2 separate regions of the Mus musculus genome follow, and region 2 is linked to region 1. The links are chromatin loops, found by intact Hi-C in ENCODE. Cell type or tissue: left cerebral cortex. All regions are shown on one strand.

Evidence for each region. A loop is a pair of places that touch in the nucleus more often than their neighbours do. Peaks named below come from ENCODE experiments on the same cell type or tissue, not always from the same donor. Only the 100,000 strongest peaks of a DNase experiment are listed, where the experiment ranks them.
Region 2: a loop joins it to region 1, with 2.9 times the contacts of the local background. A loop is called at or near these places in 2 of 42 quality-filtered maps.

The regions. Positions count from the first base shown.
Region 1 is chr10:69,709,492-69,711,991 of GRCm38, forward strand. The region is part of intron 1 of Ank3 (ankyrin 3, epithelial); the gene reads left to right. Among named protein-coding and RNA genes, the nearest start is that of Gm33464, 150 kb to the left of the region's middle. In left cerebral cortex, no CTCF peak of the experiment used is centred here; a DNase peak (open chromatin) is centred at 1,516; H3K4me3 peaks cover 1,397 bases; H3K27ac peaks cover 1,393 bases.
Region 2 is chr10:69,857,777-69,860,276 of GRCm38, forward strand. The region is part of intron 8 of Ank3 (ankyrin 3, epithelial); the gene reads left to right. Among named protein-coding and RNA genes, the nearest start is that of Gm33416, 7.4 kb to the right of the region's middle. In left cerebral cortex, a CTCF peak has its summit at 1,544; DNase peaks (open chromatin) are centred at 1,618 and 2,322; H3K27ac peaks cover 1,977 bases.

The DNA of each region.
Region 1 (2,500 bases):
AGTTTTAAGTGGGTTAAAAAAAAAGAAATGCATCTAAGAAATTCATCTTCAAGCCTGTATTGAGGGTTGAAGGTGGGGAGGCTATTGGAGATGGACCCCAGGTCCCTGCACATGCTCAGTGCCCACTCTCCGGCTGAGCTCTATCCAGGCCCCTCATTTTGTTTGAAGTGACTACAAGCAAAGCTTTCATGGATATTGGTTTAAAGACAGATAGTTCTTCCCATAGTTCCCTGTGGATCTTTCTGACATAGTTCTGTTTCCCTGCACACACCCCTCCCCTAATGGGCTGCTTAGGGCTTTCAGCAGAAGAAGGCAAGCCAAAGTGGGCACAATGCCCTACCTAGGTGATGCCAGGTCTCTGTTCTTGGCAGCTTGCAGAGAGAAACTATGTCACTGGCCCATAGGTGTGTGTAAGTAGAAGGCCCACCCTGCCACGGACCAAAGGAGGCATGAGTTCACTTCTGGCAGTGCCCTGCGGTTTCTGCATGCTCCTTGCTGCCATTATCCATGGTCTTTGCATGTTCTGCCCTTCCCCTCACCCCCATGACCTACTAGCATTTCTGCACTGAGAACCATCAAGAAAAATAAGTCTAATTTATGTAGTACCTTGTCACCAGACATGAATATCTGCTTGTTTATATTTGCAATATCTGGTAAAACAAAAATCAAACCAAAGCAAGATAAACAAACTCTTGAAGACTGCCTGAGGGAACACCCAACACTCAGGTTCTATGGAGTTTCTTCTTTATGTCTCTGGGCATAGCTGACACAGTGCTGGATACTGGCATGAACTGGAAATCATGTGAGTAATTCAGTGCTGTGAATACTATCATTTCTGATTGCGAGATGTTGAATTTGAATAATCAATAGTGAAGTAGGAATAAATTCCCACTGTTTCATTCTTACATTTGTTTATTCATTCAATCATTGTGCATGAGATGAGTTCTACCAATCAGATTTGGCAGTGGATGTTAGCTACAAAGTTAAAAAAGAAAATAGTTGTAACAGTATGATAGCTCCGAAGAGAGACGAGAAGAGAGATAGACCCACCTTCCATCATCCTCCTCGGGGCAGAAAAAGCACCCCCAAGAGCTTTACAGAGACCTCCCTACCTCAGTTTTCTAGAACAGGTTCAGAGAAGGATCTGAGCTTTGGAGGACAAGACAGGAGTATTAGGACCCCAGGGGTCAAAATGAAGAAACTGCTGGGCTACCCGGAAAGCAGACAGTATTTTGGAATGTTTTGGGGGAATGGAGGTCTGAATATCTGGCGGAAAAAGTCAGGAGGAAGCAGAATATGCAGACCTGTGTGTGCGTGCCATCCTACAGGGGTTGGCCGGATTCCTGCTCCAAGGTGGCAGGGTGGCTGTTCTGGAGCAATTCATTGCTTGTCTGTGTTGTAGACAGCAGTGGCAGAGCAGTCAGGAAGCTGGGATGGTGATCTAGGCAGGAAGATGCTGGGAGCCCAACCTGGGGGAGGGCAGGAATGTGCCAACAGAGAGGGGGTGTGGCATGCGAAAGATATTTAAGGGAAGATGCAGTAGAACTTGGCAATGGCTTGTAGGTGGGAAGTGAGAAGAAATCAGATTCTAGGGAAGCTGCCAAGTTCCTGGCTCGAAGGGAGACAAAAGAATCACAGTTCCTGGATCCAAGCCTTCGCTCCCAGGCCCATTTGCTGACCAGGTACCATGCACCAGGTGGGGCTGTCTTCGCATTGCTTGGTGGGTGGAGGCTCATTTAACATTCTCAAGGACCCGGTGAAGTGTGTGTTTTTAGTACCTCCATATTGCAGATGAAGAAGTTGAGCCATAAGCCAGTAGACTGATGTCTGGAGTTCCCACCCTTGGGTCTCAGGAAGCTCCAATGTGGGCTGTCCAGTTCTCTTGACACACTACTGCATGATTGCTATGAAGCATCCATTCTGCCACTACTGTATATACGACAGACTTGTGGTGATGCGGCTCAGTTGCTAAAGTGCCTGTTGTATAAAGTGTGATGACTGGAGTTTGGTCCCCAGCACCTACATAAAAAAGATGGGCATGCTAGCGTGTGCCTGTAATCCCAAGACTTGGAAAGGTGGGGGCAAGCAGATCACTGTGACTCACCGGCTAGCTATCCCAGCTGAAGGTGCATGCCAGGCCACAAAAAGAGTTTGAAAAGAACAAAAGATTGAAGGCTCCTCAAGTATGACAAGAGAGGTTGACCTCTGACCTTTATATGCACATACCTGTACACATGTGCACCCACGCGAACACATACAAACACAAGAAGAAAAATTTTAAACTTATACATGGCCTTCTTTCAGAAAGTTTTGTAAATGAGAATGTATTGCTTATATCAGAAATCTCAGTTTAGTGGGCATCTCAGAATAATTCAGCAATGTCGTGTGTCTTTCTTTCTCATCCTCTGGGTAATGTAGTTTAAGGTTTTACTTAAAATTTCTGCCTTTCAGTGTTAATTTTGAGGCATGTAAATGTTTAACCTGCATGTATGTCTGTGTA
Region 2 (2,500 bases), 150 kb after region 1:
ACAGGTAGATGATAGGTAAATAATGAATGAATGGATGTATTGATGAGCATTCTTTTAGCTTAACCTTCTAAACAACACTCAATCTGAAGCAAAACAAGAGACACAAAACCCACTAAACCAGGATAGAAACATCAAATAATATAAGGTTGTATTCTCTCCAAAAACTGCAGTTTATGAGTAGAGAAAGGCCAGAGGGTTTCACATTCTTTTCCTTCACCTTTTATATATATATATATATATATATATATATATATATATATATATATATATATATATATGTGTGTGTGTGTATATATATATATATTCTTTTAGGTTTGCATATGCGTGCATGTAGGTACACGGGCTATAGTGTGGGGGCGGGGGGGAGGGTCAGGTGACAGGTTGCGCCTTTACATGCTGAGTCATCTCACCAGTTCCTATTTTCATTTTAATTGCATGAACAGCGCCTGAACAGTGGCACAATCAGGAAGAGAAGGAAGAGAGTCTACGTCCATATATAATGTCAGAAATGAAGTCTTGATTGGAAAAGAGTACTGGATGTGTGTATGGATTAGTATTTGTCGTAGTAGATGAAGCCCAGTGTTTCAGAGACAAGTCTACACGTGAACTCTCATTGCGACCCTTGGCTTCCTGTGCGACCTTGGATAGTTGCATCAACCCCCCAGAGCAGTTTTCTGATCTATAAATAGAGCCCCTAAGACCTCTCCCATGGAACAGTGGTCCAAATAAAATAAGACCCCAAGTATAAAGCTCATGTAACAGAGGACATTAAAAACGGCTCCATTTTCTCTTGGGTTAACTCTACAACTGCCTATGATTTAAAGCAAGGGCCAGTCAAGGTTTGAGTGGGTGGAAATGCCAACATAAAGAATGAGCTTTTCTGTTTTCTGTTAAACTCTAATCACTGTTCGTTGGTGTGTCTTGACTGCCGTACCAGCCCTTCTTGGGTGCATTGTTGCTTGTTTCTTTTCTGTTCTCCACTGTTTGAATATAACCATCTACTTTACATTCAGAGCATCCCCGAGTTTCCCCGGCTTTACCTCCTTCTCCATCTCTAGAATGGGGAGGGGGGATGCTTAGGAAAGAAAGAGGTGAGCGGAGTGGACACAAACCAAAATCAGCACATTACTTCTGGAAATTCCTCTCCCAACCATGAATGCATATCCCTCTAGTCTTGGCTTTGTGCAGTGTCCAGATGGTAAGGGTCTGTTCTAGATAACATTCTCTGGTGTGACACCCTACTGTCCCTAGCTTTCTGGTCCAAGTCCTGCTCTGTACTGTGCACAAAGGTCAGACTGAAGGAAGGTCTTTTGGGTCTCTGTGTACATAAGGCTTGGCTCTTTGCATAACAGGAGAGAGCATTCTTTCCAGCCAGCAGCACGAAGCTCCCCCCCTCACTTACAAGATTACTGTCACCAAAATGAAATAGAAGCCCAGGGCCAGCCTGTATGGGCAATTCAAAAGTCTGCCCAAGGGAAACCCATTCATTACATTAATGCTTTAAAAAAAAAAAATCTAGGGGATTGGAAAGAAAATTGCCAACCCTTCGCAATTCCATTTCCTGCCATAATGTCACCATGGCAACTCAGCTTCCCACTCGATCCTGTCTAGTCTGTTATATATGTGTGGTATGGAAGTGGGCTCCCTCACCTCCCCCAAAGTTGCCTGTGCCAAGAATCTGTCAGATGGGCGTTAATGTTACATGAGGTTGGAGAACAGCATTTTTTTTTTCTTTTTGGTCCAGGACTCCTTCCTTGTAATTGACACTTTACATACATACATTGCAAGTTTGCAGGGGTTGGTTTAAAAAAAAAAAAAAAGAATTCTTGTAACAAACAAACAAACAGGATCCAGCAACATTTGTGTAATTTGAAAGTGAGGAATATGCAAGTGTTTTGTTGGCAAGCACGTTATCCATAAAAGCTCTTTTATAAGCTTGCAGTATCCGGGTTTACAAGAAAGGAAAATCTTATTAGAGCAAATTCTGAGAGTTAGCTGATTGAGTCATGCTTTCCAATCTAATTGACCAACAACTTCCTCCAGTGAGAATTTCAGAGGGTTGGGATTTGGGGTGGGTTTTTTTTTGTTGTTGTTGTTTTTGTTTTGATTTTTTTGTTTTGTTTTGTAGTTGTTTTTAAAGGATGAGATATTTCAATAGTGTTTCAGCATTTAATAAAATGAATCCAAAGCAAAAGACGAAGCAAGACCTGTGAGATGACTCAGCAGGGAGAGCAGCTTGCAGCCAAGCCTGGCGACCTACATTTGGTCCCCAGGACCCACACGGTAGAAGGAGAGAGCCAGCTCCTGAAGTTGTCCTCTGACCTCCGCACATGCATTCCATGACACAAACACGCACACACAAACGAAGGAGGGCAGAGCGGAAACATCCTTTTTCAATCATGATCATCCAACTAGGAAATACTTGCATAATGATTAGTGTGAACTCAGGTGATGTGGCTCAGTTAGTAGAATCTTGCCTGGTATTTATAAAAGCCCTGAG